2 separate regions of the Homo sapiens genome follow, and region 2 is linked to region 1. Evidence: read pairs that join two places in POLR2A ChIA-PET (ENCODE). Cell type or tissue: A673. All regions are shown on one strand. Each heading gives the region's core, and the rest is flanking DNA. Links, peaks and the distances in the headings are about the cores only. Region 1 has its middle 57 kb from the start of ACSL3-AS1. Region 2 holds the start of KCNE4 (potassium voltage-gated channel subfamily E regulatory subunit 4).

The links. ChIA-PET counts read pairs that join two places held together with the same protein. Peaks named below come from ENCODE experiments on the same cell type or tissue, not always from the same donor. Only the 100,000 strongest peaks of a DNase experiment are listed, where the experiment ranks them.
Region 2: POLR2A ChIA-PET joins it to region 1 with 15 read pairs; 5 of 35 experiments call an interaction of 5 or more read pairs at or near these places.

Annotation. Positions count from the first base shown.
Region 1 is chr2:222,974,359-222,978,749 of GRCh38, forward strand. No RefSeq gene overlaps it. Among named protein-coding and RNA genes, the nearest start is that of ACSL3-AS1, 57 kb to the left of the region's middle. In A673, for the core only: no CTCF peak of the experiment used is centred there; no DNase peak of the experiment used is centred there.
Region 2 is chr2:223,050,540-223,054,930 of GRCh38, forward strand. It overlaps KCNE4 (potassium voltage-gated channel subfamily E regulatory subunit 4), which reads left to right and starts at 1,651. Exons shown (of 2, transcript NM_080671.4): 1 at 1,651-1,735; 2 at 2,269-4,391. The coding sequence starts at 2,292. The coding sequence ends at 2,804. RefSeq lists an enhancer at 1,959-2,506. In A673, for the core only: no CTCF peak of the experiment used is centred there; DNase peaks (open chromatin) are centred at 1,622, 2,592, 3,172 and 3,812; H3K4me3 peaks cover 3,647 bases; H3K27ac peaks cover 3,698 bases.

The DNA of each region.
Region 1 (4,391 bases), core at 267-4,266:
TTTTAAAAATTTATTTTAAGCATCTACTCCATGCTCATTAGGAGTTTTACTGAGCACTTATTGGAGCAATTCTTTTTCTGGACATTTAGCCAATATGTCCAGGGGACGCACTCATGTTGCATATATAAGAATCTCAACAGAAAAAGTATTTAGGGTGAGAAGGGGTAAATTGGGTTTCACTTTGAGAGGGGGGAGGTTTAGATATGACTCAAGGCCAGTTTAAGTGGAAAGTGTCAGGACTTTGGAAGAAAGGAAAGACTTTTGCAGCAGAGGAGAAGGGAAACTCCTGGGTAAATAGGAGGGACTGGCTATCAGCGTTATGTTATCTTCTTGAAACTTGCTGGGCAAACTTCCTAATGGCAAGTTATAAGGAAATGCATTAATTAATGAACATGACATTCAGATGCAGACTCTGTAAATCTGGGCATGAAAATGGCCTGTTTCAGGGGTTCCCAAGACTGGCCCCTCATCATCATCATCAGGGATGCTCAAAAGGATGGAACCCTCCCCTAAAGATTCTGGATCTATCCACGTGGGGTAAGCTCAAGGCATCTGTAAGTTGTAGAAGTTTCCCAGGTGCTGCATATTAGTCCTGGACTCCACATTGCCATTTGGGAATTATTTGCCTAATTTTAACAGAAATGAAGGAGCTTCGGGTCTTAGCCAAGAAAGAGATTCTGTAACTTTGTGAATCTGATTTCCCTTTTTTTTTTTTTTTTTTTTGAGATGGAGTCTCACTCTGTTGCCAAGACTGGAATGCAATGGTGCGATCTTGGCTCACTCCAATCTCCACCTCCTGGGTTCAAGTGATTCTCCTGCCTCAGCCTTCCAAGTAGCTGGGATTACATGCATGCGCCAACACACCCAGCTAATTTTTGTATTTTTAGTAGAGACAGGGTTTTACCATGTTGGCCACGCTGATCTCAAACTCGTGATCTTGTGATCTGCCTGCCTTGGCATCCCAAAGTGCTGGGATTACAGACGAAAGCCACCGCACCTGCCCCCCCCTTTTTTTAAGTCAACAATTTGGTGGCTAAATGAAGATGGTAAGATCTGAGCAGATATGTAGTTCAGAAAATAAATTTTTGACTTTTTATTGTAAGGAGACTTGAGTTGAGCATGTGGCAAACTTCTCCTTTCCTGTTTTCATCCCTCCTCTTCGTCTTGGCAGTGAACCCTATCATCCAGCACTATTTGTGCTGTGGTCCATGATGCTCTGGCCAATGACCTGGTGTGTAGGTCACAGCCAGTAAGTGAGACTCTGCTTGTGCCAGTAATTTATATACACTGATATGTGTTTGCCATTCATATGAAGTGATAGTGACATCATGCATTTCCTCTTTTGACCTCTCTTGAAGAAATGCCCACTTCTCCTAGTGTCCTCTTCAAAATGTCCCTGGTAAGTAGGGCTGGATAACCCTATTCACCAGGGATGGGAAAAGCCAAGAGTTTCCCAAAGAATGGCCACCAATACTCTGATAACAAACCAGCACCAATCCAAGAGATCCTTCTATGCTAGCAATGGAAAGAACAAGACAAGTGGAGGACCCCTCTTCAAAGATCATGGCTTGCTTTGGAACCATAAACCTACAACGACGTGATATTTAAAAAGAGGTCCTTTTTAAATCTTAATGGCCTCCTGACAGGTCCTCAGTAGCCTCGGTCACAGAGCTGTCTTCTAAGCATGTAGGTTGAAATCTGTATATATGACCAGCTCATTTGGTATCTTCCTCTATCAACAGGAATCTCTTCTCTCCTTGGATGAAGTAATGAGACATGGTTTATACTCTGTAAAGACAGATGGCTAAGTTATAAGACATTTTCACAGGCTGCTAATAAATATAATGATAATATTAGCTGATGTCTGTTAGCACTTCATCAGGAAGTAGGCACTACATGAAGCCTTACATGCAATATCTCATTTAATTTCCTCAACAATCATATGAGGTGGGTACTGTCATTATTACCATTTTACAGATGAGTAAAGTGGAGGCTCAGAGGGATTAAGAAGTTTGCTTGAGACTGGTAAGGGGCAGATCTAGGAGTCAAACAAGGTCTGTTTGACTCCGAATTCATGTTCTTAAAAATGTCTTTGCTTTGCTGTCCTGTATGAGCTTTTGACACATTTGTTGCACAGTAAAAACAATGGGGTCCACACGCATTCTGATCACTGTGGATTCCTGCACATCTTACCAAGAACAACTGTCTGTACTTCAAGACTGCTGACCTTAACATGTCTGTTGCTGGGGAGGGGGAGGAGGAAGAATGCAAGAGGATACAATTCTTCCTTCTGCTTTACTGCATCACCCAGATCCCCATATAAAGGATCTATTGAAGAATAAAATAACCCGTCTTATTTTTCATCATCTAATCACCCCAGGAAATCAAGTTAAAGATTAAATCCTGAACGCACCAATGTTATTAGACATCACCATCGAGGGCTTTAGCCCATTAGGTAATATCAAGCTCCTGACAGGTCACTGATTTCTTAATTGGCAGCTTGTGACTCATAGCTAAAGAAGGGAAGAAAAGCTCTATGATCCTGCAATGTCCTAATTGCCAATTGAGTTTCTCTCAGAGGGCATGCTCTGTGTATTTTGAAAACCTCATACTGCCACCTGCAATTTCATGATCACCCAGGAAACTTTCAGATATCTTCAAAGATGTTACTTTCCTGTAGGTGTTATTTCCACTAATGAGACCAGAGGGCAAGGCGACCTTGTCTTCCTCCTTCTGAAACTTTGTCTTCATCCTTCACTGTCTGCTATTTACTGCCACAGGGCTGTCTTTACCTAGTCCCTATTTCTCTGAAATTCTTCTTGAATTTTAAACACTTTATTTTTACCCTTTTCAGAGAAGCAGCAATGCCTCTGGCTCAAAGACAATGCATTTGGGTACAACTGGCTGCCTGCAGGGTGAACCTCACCCTTCAGGCCTCGTCACAGCAGAGGAGTGGCTCAGGCACCAGGGCCCAGGCGCCGGGCACACCTGCTACATTCCTCCAACTGTGAGTAGCCATGGGGGAGTTGGGGGCACACAAGATGAAAAGAACATTTTTTTTTTTTTGAGACAAGGTCTTGCTCTGTCACTTAGGCTGGAGTGCAGTGGTGCAATCACGGCTCACTGCAGCCTGGACCTCCTGGGCTCACACGATCCTCCAACCTTAGCCACCTGAATAGCTGGGACCACAGACATGTGCCACAGTGCCCAGCTAATTTTTGTATTTTTTGTAGAGACAGGGTTTTGCCATGTTGTCCAGGCTGGTCTTGAACTCCTGACCTCAGGTGATCCACCTACCTTGGCCTCCCAAAGTGCTGGGATTACAGGTGTGAGCCACTGTGCCTGGCCAAAAGACCTGCTTTCTGTCTTCATAGTGTTTACAGTCTAATGTGGAGGAAAATAAAAGTCTATAAAATAAGCACAGTACAAGAAAAAATGTAGCAGATTTCTTAAGAAATATCTTCACCAAAGTGCTATAGAAATTAAGAGAAGAAAATGGTATTTCCATACAAGCCATGTCAGATGCATTGCAGAAGCCCCCTGCTTTCAAAACTCTTCTCCAGCACAGTATAAATACACTATTAAGCCTAAACCAACCTGATTCTAATTTTTCCCTACAAGTGAATGTGTGTTTAACAGCCCAGGTTGTTCCACTTAACGGCAGGTGTTGCCCAGTATTGCCTCTGCTTCATTCCGTTCCTTTCTTCTCTGCATTTGGCTTGGTGCCCCTGAAGGTCACTCTGTTGTCCAGCTAAAGATGGTGAATGTTCCCTCTCCAGGCAGAAGCAGGCCATTGGGTGGGTATTTCTGAAGGGCTCGGAACATCGTTCCAGAGGGTCCCCAGATTGCTCTGGATTCTGACAGTGGTACCTGGACGTGATACTCAAGTTTCCTTGAATGGAGACATGATGCTTCTCCAGCAAGTGTTAAAGTTACCCAGATACTTCTGAAACTTGTGAAAAGATATGGCTTTTTCATGTATGTTATTTTCACTAATGAGACCGGAAGGTCTTTCCCTTCTATCACCCTGTCTCCATCCTTCTTTATCTATGTCAACATGAAATAATCAAAAGGATCAGAATCCAGTATTCAAGAGTTTGTTCAAGTGAAAAGCTGGGAATAACCACTTAGAAGACACAAACTCCAGAAAAATGGGTTCAGTCCTCCAAAATTAAAAGTTACCTTCCTGCTTATATTGGCAGAAAACAAAGAAGCTTGATAGGATTATAGCATTTTCTATACAGGGCTTGTTGGTGATTTACAACAATTTAATTCATTACAGTTTGTTTTCTTTTCCACAGGGCTTGTTTTCATTTTCTTTCCAATTTAAAAGAATGTATTCAACATTCCATCTTTAGAAAATGTGATAACCATCAAGTCTTTGCATGAGA
Region 2 (4,391 bases), core at 104-4,103, 76 kb after region 1:
GTATACAATAAAAAATACCAGGGTCAACAATCAACAGGCATCTCTTTCTTGGGCCCATCTTGTTCTAGTGTCCCAGACATTCCAGTGTAGGCTTAGATATAGATGGAAGTGTTCTAGTGTTTATGATGGACACCTGTTGAAAAGACCAAGTCTACCATGGCTGAGGTAGCTATGGAGGGTTTTACGTATTAACACAATGGTGAGGGTATCTTTACTGGTGTGAGCACAGTTCCACTGTATGGATGATCGTGATGCTGGAGTGGTCGATGGTTGGTACCTCCAGTGCCAGCTGGGGATTTATGGATGAACACAGGTGAGTAGTCAAGTGGGAAAAATGGCAGCATTCAGTTCATCTTCCTATTCTTCCTCCAGGTGTCTTCTTAGAATCAGGATCAGGTGCAAACCCAGGGGGGTTCCTGTAGCAGCAGTGAAAATTCCAGTGCCTAAGCTATATATGTTCAAGCAGGTCAGGTGGATGTCGCATGCGTCAGTTTGACTACAGCAGAACCATGAGAGATGTTTCCTTTAGAGTTGGCCCACAAGACAGTCTGGCTGCAATCCACAGGCCACAGACAACTGGAGGGAGTGGATCTCTCCCAGTTTCCTTCCACTTAGCATGAAAGCCTCAGAATAAGCAGCCCAGGGAGCAGAGAGACTGACATTAAAGCCTGCAATTCCTCTTCCAATTTTGATCACAGCAGCCATTTAAACACAGGGTCTACCGAGGTTTAAAAAACTTGAACTGTGCTTAGTTGCACTCTGAAATAGTCCTGCTCCTCCCCTGACCTACGAGAGACAGCAAAGAGACGTGTCAATAGCCTCCGCATGAGGCTTCAGAGGAGCAGCTGTGTATGGCAGGACGGAACAAAACCTGCCCATAGTATCTTTTACGACAACATGTTTCCACTTAATGCAGACCACTGAAAAGAATGTGGGAGCTTTTAAAAAAAAATTATTATAAACATAGGTTTGTGACCTTGATGTGGAAGGCAGCTAGAATCTCTGCTTTTAGAGGGCTAAGCAACACCAGGCAGCCTTCAATCTTAGAAGGGTTAAGCTGAAAGGGTCTCAAAAGGTCACGTGGTTTATATAATCCTACCTGCAGAAGACCCCCCCCCCCGCCAGGCACAACGATTTTACAGACGAGGAATGTGAGGTGCGGAGAGGTTAAGGAAGGATTTATCTTATTTGCATAAGGAGTGGAAGAACTGAAACCGAAGCCCCAGTTCCTTGACTGTAAATCCCGCACTTGCTTCCAACTGTCTTTCATCCAGATTATGGGATTCAGCTGCCTCTGAAAACCTGTAGCCCAATAATGGTTATTCCCCAGGAGCCGCGCGAAGCATGAGCTAATTTTCAGTGAGCGCGGACTTTGGGGTAACGGTTCCAGCACAGCACATCCCTTTCTCCTCTTTTCACTCATCGTCACCGCTACCTGAAAACCCTGGCCGGGTGCTGGGGCTTGAGGAGCAGTTCCCACTTCCCAGTCTTTTTCACTTTTCACAGCTGCAAAGTTCAGGGAGTTGAACTGCAGTGCTTTCAGTTCACTGCTCACTCTGCCACGATCAATCTCTGTTGTAAATTTTCCTCCCAGAGCACGTGACGATGCACTTCTTGACTATATATCCCAACTGCAGCAGCGGAGTTGTCAGAGCGCAGAGCCGGACAGAGCAGAAGAACCCTCTTGGACTGGACGATTTGGGAATTCAAAACTTGGGACAAACTGTCAGCCTTGGTAAGTCAGCAAGGCTACACTTTGCTTTCAGAAACATTTGAAAGAGGGACATTTTTGCCAATTAATAGATGAATTTTTTTCCTTTATTTTCTTCCTGCTTTTCTTTGTTCTAAGGAAACATTGTTTTGAATTTAAAATAGTTTGGTTTTGGAAACACAATGTAAACTTTGTTTCTGCTCAGTTAAAATACGTTTCCCAGTTTTAAAGATACTATTTACTGTATGCTCCTGTCTTACATTGATTTTTTTTTTAATCAAAGTAATACTGCTCACTACAAACAGGACAAATGTGTACACTAAAAAAAAAAAAAAAAGTCCTTCTTACTTTTCCCAGTGAACCTTCCCGGGCTTCTCTCCCGTGCACTCCAAGCCCTCATAGCTCACTCTTGTCAGCTGTTTGGCGAACCCTCTTATGCTATTTCTTTCATGCACTTTTAAGCTTTTTTGGTATTGCAGTTCCACAAACCTCGTGCTCCCCCACCTCCCTGTGCCCAGGACCTGGGGGAGAGTTCTAACCTGCGGCTTTTTCCCCAGCCCCTGCTGTGGAGGCAGCCTCAATGCTGAAAATGGAGCCTCTGAACAGCACGCACCCCGGCACCGCCGCCTCCAGCAGCCCCCTGGAGTCCCGTGCGGCCGGCGGCGGCAGCGGCAATGGCAACGAGTACTTCTACATTCTGGTTGTCATGTCCTTCTACGGCATTTTCTTGATCGGAATCATGCTGGGCTACATGAAATCCAAGAGGCGGGAGAAGAAGTCCAGCCTCCTGCTGCTGTACAAAGACGAGGAGCGGCTCTGGGGGGAGGCCATGAAGCCGCTGCCTGTGGTGTCGGGCCTGAGGTCGGTGCAGGTGCCCCTGATGCTGAACATGCTGCAGGAGAGCGTGGCGCCCGCGCTGTCCTGCACCCTCTGTTCCATGGAAGGGGACAGCGTGAGCTCCGAGTCCTCCTCCCCGGACGTGCACCTCACCATTCAGGAGGAGGGGGCAGACGATGAGCTGGAGGAGACCTCGGAGACGCCCCTCAACGAGAGCAGCGAAGGGTCCTCGGAGAACATCCATCAGAATTCCTAGCACCCCCGGGACCCCTGCCGGTGGCTCCATCAGCCAGCAACCTTAGAGAGAGGAAAGACAGTTTTCAAGTGTCTGGTTTCACTTTCACAGTGCGGCTGCCACTTTGAAGAGACCCTTGGTAAACCCCTGATTCGGGGTGGGGTGGGGGACTAGGCTCAGCCGGAACCAGCACCTCCAAGGAGTCCGGGAGGTGCCTGTGGTTTGCACCCACCACTGAAAAAGCCGCGGAGATGCGCAGCGCGTACACTGACTTTGGGGCCTGGGTGTTGGGGTTCTGATCAGAATTTGGCGGGATGATATGTTTGCCATTTTCTCACTGGATGCCCTGGGTAGCTCCTGCAGGGTCTGCCTGTTCCCAGGGCTGCCGAATGCTTAGGACACGCTGAGAGACTAGTTGTGATTTGCTATTTTGCCTAGAGCTTTGTCCTTCTAGATCTGATTGGCTGTAAGTATCTCTACTGTGTACCTGTGGCATTCCTTCACAGTGGGTTACAAGCTTCTTTTGGATTAGAGGGGGATTTTTGATGGGAGAAAGCTGGAGATCTGAACCCAGCCCATTTGCACACTATAAGAAAAAAAAGTAACTTTTAAACCTGTTAACATTGGCCGGGGTTATAAGAGATGATCTTCTATTTTGACCTTTTGTCTAACTTATGACCTTGAACTCTGACCTGTGACCATGCAGCATCACATGATGGCATGACGTTCTTTGGATCAGAAGAGCTTCCCCAGAATCTAACCTGCACTCCCGATGGTGGTTCAGGAGACTCTTCCTGATCTTTCTAGAAGGGGTAAAGTGGGGTTGAACAAGGCCAAGCCGTTAGCTCTGCTGCTGCTCAGTTTCCCAGCCTAGTTTTCTGAGCTGGGAGAGGACATAATGTGGTATTTCGTCACGTAGCTGAGACCTAGAAGGGCATACTCAGGCGGAGATTGCACAAAGCTGGGCTCCAAGTTCTGTGCTTCCTGATCCCGAGCCCTGACACTCATTTGCTGTGTGGTCCCGGGCATGTCATCAAGAAGCTCGCTGTCTGCATGAGGCTCCCGACGATCTCCATCCCCAGGGGGTTGGGAGGATGTCTTTAGATTTTAGGACTCTGTGATAAATATTCCACAGCCTGGTGTGAGGAAGCTTGGACCAAATGCTTCCCCTTTGGCCGGTTAGTCTGAACAAGGATCTGCTGATTTAAAGGAGCAGTTGGAGATTCAGAACACATATAACTGGGGAATTCAGGGCAAGCTACCAACCCAGCCCTGCTGTAGTTTTCCCAGGACTGAAGGAAAGAGGCAGACACCACATTCTCCTCTGCAAAGTTCTCTGGAGAATGTGTGATGTTAACACTCCCAGCTAAGGGAAAGCAAAGTCTAAAGGAAAACACACAGGAATGCTTCCAATGTCTCCAAGTATTCCTGTGGTCAACAGTTTCGCAGATCCGTTAGGCCCTTAAAGACAAGGAGGAAGTAAAAGGTCAAATTTAAATCTATTTAAAAAAACTTTTAAAAAAATTATTTATTTATTATTATTTTTTATTTTTAAGACAGAATCTCGCTCTGTTGCCCAGGCTGGAGTGCAGTGGTGCAATCTTGGCT